2 separate regions of the Mus musculus genome follow, and region 2 is linked to region 1. A link is a loop called in an ENCODE intact Hi-C map of the cell type or tissue named here. Cell type or tissue: heart. All regions are shown on one strand. Each heading gives the region's core, and the rest is flanking DNA. Links, peaks and the distances in the headings are about the cores only. Region 1 holds the start of Gtf2b (general transcription factor IIB). Region 2 holds the start of Kyat3 (kynurenine aminotransferase 3).

The links. Peaks named below come from ENCODE experiments on the same cell type or tissue, not always from the same donor. Only the 100,000 strongest peaks of a DNase experiment are listed, where the experiment ranks them.
Region 2: a loop joins it to region 1, with 2.2 times the contacts of the local background. A loop is called at or near these places in 1 of 42 quality-filtered maps.

What each region holds. Positions count from the first base shown.
Region 1 is chr3:142,762,556-142,766,944 of GRCm38, reverse strand. It overlaps Gtf2b (general transcription factor IIB), which reads right to left and starts at 1,698. Exons shown (of 7, transcript NM_145546.1): 1 at 1,657-1,698. The coding sequence starts at 1,673. In heart, for the core only: no CTCF peak of the experiment used is centred there; a DNase peak (open chromatin) is centred at 1,774; H3K4me3 peaks cover 2,394 bases; H3K27ac peaks cover 1,466 bases.
Region 2 is chr3:142,698,855-142,703,243 of GRCm38, reverse strand. It overlaps Kyat3 (kynurenine aminotransferase 3), which reads right to left and starts at 2,196. Exons shown (of 14, transcript NM_001293560.1): 1 at 2,069-2,196. In heart, for the core only: a CTCF peak has its summit at 2,126; a DNase peak (open chromatin) is centred at 2,243; H3K4me3 peaks cover 2,400 bases; H3K27ac peaks cover 1,308 bases.

The sequences.
Region 1 (4,389 bases), core at 220-4,219:
CTAACCATGGAGCCCCCTCCCCCGCCCATAAACATTTTGAATGCTCAATGTGCACAACATCCTAAAAGATAGGCACAATCTTCATTTTACAGATCGCAGCCAAAAAGTTATTTACTGACGTCGGAATAAAGAGTGGGCATCAATCTGGACATGTTCTCTTCGAGAACACCAACCAGTGCCAATGCTTAGTGCCTACATGCCGCCCTCAAGGTATGACAAACTCTCAGGCAACTTCTCTCTATTCACACTGCTGGCAAAACTTGATAGCAACAGGAATGACACAGACTTAAGAGCTGGATGAGGGCCGGGCAGATCTACAACCCCACAGTTTTCAAGGTGGAGACAGAAGATTCGAGACCACTAACTCAAAATCAAACACTAGCTGTCCAGAAAAGAAATTAATTTCAAGGGATTTTTTTAAGTGAAGAAAAGTTTAAAAACTGTAACCAGTGATTTTACTATGTGTACTATTTAAACACTACAACTTGTGTTTCAAGAATACAGGAGTTCCTTTTCCCTAAGATGGTAAGCTGTGCCTACATATGAACACATCACCCATGGGAAATTTCAATAGTATTTGGGGAAGCTGAAGGTTCCTATGTCGCTACAAGGAAGCCTTACGTGACAAAACCACACCCAGATGGAATGATTAAATCATAATTAATCTAATTAAATCATAAAATCAGTAAACAAGATTGCCCATTGCTTCCACGCAAGAAGTTCACGAGGCTTCCTATGCCCACCTCCCACTTTTTATAATAAACAGCAGACTTGGAGGTTCCCAGAAAGGCCAAGTTTCTGTAAATAATGGCTTCCCCCGGTGACGTTTACCAATTCCACACATAGTAACCACCTCCGAAAAAAAAAAAAAAGTGCCAAAAGAACAGAACTTAATTTGATACTTTCTGTACATTCTGTGTTAACTGGAGACCAGTGGACGGATAATCAGAATAGGTATAGTGGCCCGCGAAAGGTCAACACGCTGGCATGACTCAGTTTACACATATGCCAGTATACTAATATCTACCTCATAGTGGTTACAAGAGATATAATTAGGGTCTGCAAAGCATTTTGGAGGTCACAAGATTAAAGGCTGTCTCTGCGGTCACAACACGCATTTCCTGTAGATATTAAGCAAACTACGTTTTAAAAATACATTTAAAATGACTTCCAGCATATGTAATTAATTTTCTGCAGACAGCATCTCCTTCAGAGTACGCAATGATACTTTTCGGGGTGGGGACAGGGGGTCTTTTAGGAGAATGAATCAAGTCTCCGTATGTGCTTTCGTTTCCACTTCTGGGGGGGCCATTGGGCTAGCGACCCTTTGCCACCAGACAACCAATGCTGACGTTTCTCAACTTTGCGGTTGTCAGATCGATAGGGACCTGGAACGTCGCTTTTCCAGCTCTTCGGAAACGGGGTTTCAGCCCCCTCCGGCTGGATGGGCCGTAAGGGAGAAAATACACAGAAAACATCAACATGACACAAAGACGGTTGAAGGGTCCGGAGACGGAGGCCGGGGCCGTGCGGATCCGCAGGGTCAAACCCGGGCGGCGATGACTCAGGTGGGTAAGGGACACCCGCGGCGGCCTTCTGGAGGAACCTGGGCCCCGCGATGCCCTGCTCCACTCGCTCCGAGGCCGTTGCACTCACCGGCTGGTCGACGCCATCTTCGCGGCTCCGCCAACAGCTCCGTCCGAAGCAGGAAGCAGCACTGGCTCCTAGACGCCCCGAGCCGGGCTTTTATGCGCGAGTCGCTCGCGCGCACTCCGCGCGGCTACGGGTCGGGAGGAGGGCTAAAAAGCGCTCGGTCCTTGACGACGCGGGCTGTGTACTTCCTGGTTGTCTCCGCTGCTGCTGCGTGGCTCCCGGCTGCTGGTTGATTGGCAAAATCTTCAAAGCCTGGCGGGATAGCACACCCCTTTGATCTCCGGAGGCAGAGGCTGGAGGATCTCTGTGAGTTTAGAGGAACCTGATCCACACAGGGTGCTCCAGAACAGCCAGGAGGAGGGAGAGAGAGATAAAGAGAGAGAGACAGACAGACAGACAGACACAGACACACACAGTCTCAAACAAATCAAAACAAAAAATCAACCCAAGAAGACTCAGAATGTGCTGCGCCTGAGCTAGCTCTCAAACAGAGGAAATTAAAATGGGAGTTGCCTCCTCGGGTGATACTCTCAAGTATTCCTGCACCAAGAAGGTAGGAGGATCTGGAGTTAGACCTCGTCTCAAACAAAAAACACCTTTAAATAAACAAACACACAAAATAACCAACACACAAGGAAACCAGGTTGGTTGAAAGGGGCAAAGCGCTCGCACCAAATTCCTTTCCTTTATTTTCAAGTCAGTTTTCCCTATCTGATTGAATGTCTCATTTGCCCTGACTAAAGAATTTGGAATAAAAAGAGAAATTAGTTGTTGTCTTCAGGAGTAGGTATCAATTCAAGCTCTGTCATTGGCCAACATGATTCAAAGTTCCTACATGTCCTTTATCTCAACAGTGTAGGCATGGAGGGTATCTGGCTCACAAACCCTTCTAGAATTGCAAGAGACAGCCCTGCTATGACCCATGTTGTTGTTGTTCCCCAATCATCATCGAATATTTGACTGAAAACCGAGTATAGGAAATGTAATAAAACAGCTAACGTCTATACAAGGGCCTCACAAGGCAGGTCTTGGGGGTCACCCTTGTAATTCTAGAAGTTAGGGTGCAGAGGTGGGAGGTCATGAATCCCAAGCCAGCCTGACCTGCAGAACAAGACCTTGTCTCAGCTCCCGTCCTCTTACCTTAAGGCAACAGTGCTACTTTCTTGTAAATAAACCATTCCCAACAAAGTCTGAATTAAGGTAACTGCAAGTTGGGTGTCTTCCACTGAGATGAAAACTCAGTAAGCATTTTATTTGTTAATGGAAATCAAATGCCATTAAGCAGACATTTGTTGAAGTGGGAATTTCTGGTTTTGTTAGGGACTCAGTTGTATCATGTGATGTTTTTCTGGAAACTGTCTTATGTAACGGTGTTTTGCCGAGAACAGGCGCAGGGTGTTTTTCTGAAAACTGCCTAGTGAAAGGGCGTGTGATGTTTTGCTACGGCGGATGCTTGAGGGGACATATGTTTGGAAAGAGCATAAGTATAACCCAACAGACGGCGGACAGTGCTCCTGCAATTGGTTCGCCTTGCTTGATTCGCTGATCTTAGCTTGTTGTGACTTCATAGTGAAAAATGCACCAAAGAACTTATGGTGGTGTTCCAGCGGCTTCTTCCTGCTTCTGTGGACTTGTGCTGATAGGTCGAACCTCATGGTTTCCTCTGGACCTAGCGGCTGCTATGGATTTATGTTTGCCATGTATACTGGACTGGTGTACTGGACTGCTGTTGCTGATTTGGTAGTTTGCTAGTAGACCAGACTGCTGACAACAGAGATTTGAATAGCTCCAAAGAACCATTTCTAAGCATGTCCACAACCCCTATTTCCTATTAACCTTTCTTTTTCCCTAACTCTGGTGGATGCTGGACTACAACAGAGGTTGAAGTCTTAAAGAACCATAATTAAAGAAGGTTTTGAAAACTCTAAGCCTACCCATTCTTTTCAGTATTCTTTTGTTTTTTGTTTTGTTGTTTGTTTGTTTGTTTGTTTGAAAACAGAAATTCTCTGTAGCCTTGGCTGTCCTGGAACTCTGTAGACCAGGCTGGCCACTGAGTCAGAAATCTACCTACCTCTGCCTCCCGAGTGTTGGGATTAAGTGTATGTGCCACTGCTGTCTGGCTGCCAGACATTGTTTTCTCGAGCTGAACAGAAGCTACTAGCTTCCTTTGAAAGAACAAGAGGTGCTGGGAATGTAGATCATTTGGTAGACTGCCTAAAAGACACGAAGGCGTGGGTTCAATCCCCAGCGCTGCAGGGAACGGTTGTGATAGTGCAGACTGCACTGTCAGCACTCAGGCAGGAAGAGCAGGAGCTCACGGTCGTCTTTGGATACACAATGAGTTTGAGGCCAGCCTCGTCTATGAGGAAGCCTATCTGCTGTAAGCACATGATCGATGCCTGTAATACCTTTCTCTAGGAGACCATTTTACACGTGGCCTTTGACTCAGTTTTGAGGGAGGAGAGTGACTGCCACACCTGGTTTCTTTCCACAGTGTGAGAATGTATTGAATAACAGTAAATTAGCAAGGCTCAGTGGTTTCCATGGCAGCAGTTTAGGTGTCATTTAATCCAGCCAGTTCTAATCTGGCCGATGAATGCAGTTTCTCTAGTTCCAACCCCAGCTACTAATGTTAACTATCCTATCGCTGGGGTAACTATCTCTGTATACCTATATGCATATATGTGGCTTAACAGAGCAGCATGTTAAAGCCACTGATCAGAGTTTACACTGCAT
Region 2 (4,389 bases), core at 114-4,113, 64 kb after region 1:
TTTTGTTTTTTTTTCTTTTTTTAAAAGATTTATTGATTTATTATATATAAGTACACTGTAGCTGTCTTCAGACACACCAGAAGAGGGCATCAGATCTCATTATGGGTGGTTGTGAGCTACCATGTGGTTGCTGGGATTTGAACTCAGGACCTCTGGAAGAGCAGTCAGTGCTCTTAATCACTGAGCCATTTCTCCAGCCCTGTTTTTTTTCAAGACAGGGTTTCTCTGTATAGCACTGGCTGTCCTTGAACTCAGAAATCTGCCAGCCTCTGCCTCTCAAGTGCTGGGATTAAAGATGTGTGCCACCATTGACAGACCTCATTTATTTATTTTTGAGACAGGTCTTATGTAGACCAGGCTATCCTCAAGGCAAGGGTGACCTTGAACTCCTGATCCTCTGGCTTTCACCCCCCAAATGGGATTACTAGCCTCATTACATCTGCATGGCTTTTGACTTTTAAATGTGTTTTTTGCTAGAACGCTGTACATTGATATTCATGGATAAACTAAACTGATATATACATTCAAATGTCATGAAATTAGAAGAAAAAAAAAAGTTGTTGGCTTTTGGTTTCTCCTTAAGCTCAAGGGTCTGTGAAGAAAACCAGAGATATGTGAGTCAGGGTGACCCAGGCAATCTAATCATGGCATAGGGTATATCAAATATGAAACCCATGTTAGATACACACGGATCAACAGAAAACTAAAACTACCATTTTATCATCTCTAGGGTGGACTGATTCAGAACTGGAAGACCGTGGGCAACCTAGAGGTTAAAAGTTGAAGGAAAAACGCAAATCTCAAAGGTAGGCAAAGCATTCACAACTCAGTTTAAACATGGTTAAAGTTTAGTGCTCTGAATTTACCACTCAAACTACCAAGTTACAAATCTGACCCATAGGAGGTATACAGACATAAAGAATAGTTGTGTTAGCAATCTGAAAACGTCAGGAACCTTCAGGTTACCTAAAAGCTCAAGAAAGATTTATCAGAGACAGCCTCTTGATAAATAACACTGCTCCCTTTATTTTCACCACATGCCATACCTGTTAGCCGGGTTCTAGAGTGTTTATAAAGTTCGCTAATTGCAACAGAGCGAGGTGAACAGGGTTCTAGCTTTCAAAGTACAGAGGCATTCAAGGCCATATGAAGAGGTGAAGCATGAATAAAAAACACAGTCAAGTTTATCAGCATAAGTGTTAAGAGGCATTATCAGCATAAGAGTTAAGAGGCACCATTCAAAACGGGCTTTAAGGCCGCGTGAAAGTGAGATTCTCTCACAAGGGAAGCGGTATGGTCACCTGATGCCGAAATTAGGGTACCGCACACAGGCAAAAGTTGAACAGATTTACAGGCTGGCTGGCTGCAGCCCTGAGCAAGCTTCCCGTGTGCCACCTACCTACCCAGCAGCCCATAGGTGGAACACTGAATGGAGGTGCTTAGGGGCGAGCGGCTCAGATCTACAAGAATGCTTGACCTTCAGACACCACCAATTAAGACTGCTTTTGTCTTTTGCAAAGCTCCGAAAAGATAATCTCAAGCTTCTGGTTTAACTGCTTTTCCAACCCTGAACTTTCGCCTTATCTGGGCTAGGGAGGTAGCTCAGTTAGTAGGGATGAAGCTCTGGGTTCCAACCTAGGCACCGAATAAAACCAGCAGCGGTGGCGCACACCTCTAATCTTAGCACTGGGTGTGTGGGTCGGGTGTGTGGGAGTGGAGATAGGAGGATTAAAAAGTTCCTTTGCCACAAAACTACTTCCAGAAGAAGAGACTGTCTCAAGAAACAAACACAAACATCTTTCACGGATGAACTGAAGTCAGTATTGCCCTTGCAAAGGTGCGTTCTAAACACCCAGACTACACAATCAAGAGTAAAAGGGACAAGGGTGGACTTTTCTCCAAAGAAAAGCCTGTCAACCCCAAGATAAATCCCACAGTCTCCGCTGTGGTCCGACCATGTGCCTAGTACGGGCGCTTCTCCTGCCCGCCGACCTCCCTTTGGCTCCCGGCTCCGCAAACTCTGTATGCCCCGGGCCGAGTCACCGCTCACTACGTCCCGCCCGCTTACATCGTTCTCCTGGTTCCAATGCGTCCCTGGCCTTAGTCCGGAGGTCGCTAGGTGTCGCCGGGGTTCCTGGCGGAATGCACTCGGGGATCCAGAAGCAGAGTGCAGCAGGAACCCTCCTGATTGTAGAGGAGGCGGGGTGGAGGCGGTTCGTGGCTCTGACCAGGGATTGGCTCCGGTATCAGGGCTAAGGCTACAGATTGGTTACGGATTTCTCCAATCGTGGCGCGCCCTGTGAGAGTGCACAAGAAGCTCCCAGGCTAGGGGACAGGGCGTGGCCTTGGCTGAGTATCCAGGAAAAAGTGGAAGTGTGCGACTGTTTGGAGCAGAACTGTTTTTAAATCTCCGCTGCGTGGATTCGAAGCAGGTTCTAGGAGAAAGACTTGAAAATGCTTGAGAGGCCGGCCTGTGTAGTTGTCTATGTGTTCCCTCTGATGGGGAGAGAGGAGGGAGAGGGAATCTTTCCTTCGGAACTGTAAAGTGATGCAGGACCTAAAAGGCGGAGGAAGTGACACTGAAGCGGGAGGACAAGCTGTTAAGAGCACAGCTTGGGGGTTAGATTTTCTTCCTCTTGCGTTTAAAGGAGTCGAGGTGTTGTAGTTCACGAGAGCGGCTGAACGCTGTACTCACGCCTGTAGGAAGGAACAAAAGCGGATTTGGTTGGATGCACTGACCTTGCCACAGTGAGCCAAGCGCTTCTGTATTTTGTTACGAACATTAAAGGTGCTCATTGTAAGCAAGGGCACAGGCAGGCTGCTGAACTGACCGACCCATGGTGGGAAGAAGATGTTTACCTAAGATATAGGAGAGAGAGAATAACTAGAGGATTTGGGGAAAGTCCAAAGCAGTTATGGGAAGAGAGCAGAGAGGCAGACTGGCAAGGGCTGTCTCTCCAGAGCAGAGGGAATAGCAGGAAAAACCTTGCGAGTTATAAAGAAAAACCGGTGGCTGCAGCTTCAGGTGTGTGTGTGTGTGTGTGTGTGTGTGTGTGTGTGTGTGTGTGTGTTTGTCCTGTGAATTGGAACAGCCTGGAAGTTTAGAATAGAAGGGGAGGAGGGCTTGAGAGCTCTGTGGCTTTGGTAGGCACTTTGTATCTTAATAGGCAAGTGGATTTTCCTGGCAGACAGAAGGTTTCAGAGGTCCTTAAGGATGAGGGTGAACTTTTGTCTCTCCCTGAAATTCTACAGTGGAGCTTGAGGTGAGGCAAGCCTTCATTTTGAACCCAGTCAGCGGGTCTGTCCATATTCGGGATTCTTGGAGTTTTCCCCTTTGGACCTAAAACTCATGACGATCTGGAATGGCTTTATCTGCAGTCGGTGTTCTGTTGATATTGCTGAGGTTGAATTGGGGAACATCGCAGTTCGTTCTCAAGGTTTTTGAGGCTAAGTGGCTGCTCGGTGTCCCTTTCCTTTCTCTCTCTTCTCCTTTTCACATACAACCATTACAGTAAGCTGCTAGTTTCTTATTTCAAAACACAGGGTATGTTTCATGACCACTGTGTTCCTAGTTTCTGATATAATTACACTGCCCACATGGTGGACTGCTGCCTTTACCGTTTCTTTGACTTGTGGTTTCCTTGCTCATTAGAATGTCAATTTGCTGGCTGCAGCCATCTTGGAGCAAAACATGGAATCTACAAGTTGAGTTTACTGTTCTTTGTTTGTCCTTTTGTTTTCAAGATAGGATCTCACTGTGCACCCTTGACTGTTTTAGCTACTTAGCCCATTGTCCCCCAAATTCAGACACCCTTCTGCTTCAGCCTCTAGAATGCCAAGAGATACAGACATGCAGATGCTTGCTCAGCTTGTGAGTTGTAAATTAGTGCTTCCCAGCTAGGCAATAATAGTGATGTTGGCATTAATTTAAATGTTTCAGAAGCCTTAGCAGAAAGTGTGCATTTACCCTCAAAAAGATTGCAAAGGTTTCTCTGTCTCTTTCTGTCTCCATCCACATATATTCTCTGGGTTGAATGCAGTTCAGCTGCTAGCACTTGCAATTTAAACTAGTCAAATCATCTTCGAACTGTTGTCTTAAATTTACATATTATTATAGTAGGGAAAGTGATTGAAGATATGAGGTGTATATGTAGATGATAATCATCAAAACTGCCCTTGGGAAAAGTTCAACAGTAGTCTTCTAGATGTGGGTTCACTGCACATCTCCCAGCTAACATCAGAAATCACGAAAACACGCAAGCTTCTGCTGGGTGAGAACCTGGTGTGAACACAGGCAAGCCTCTGCTGGGTGAGAACCTGATGTGAACACAGGCAAGCCTCTGCTGGGTGGGAACTCAGAGTGAACACAGGCAAGCTTCTGCTGGGTGG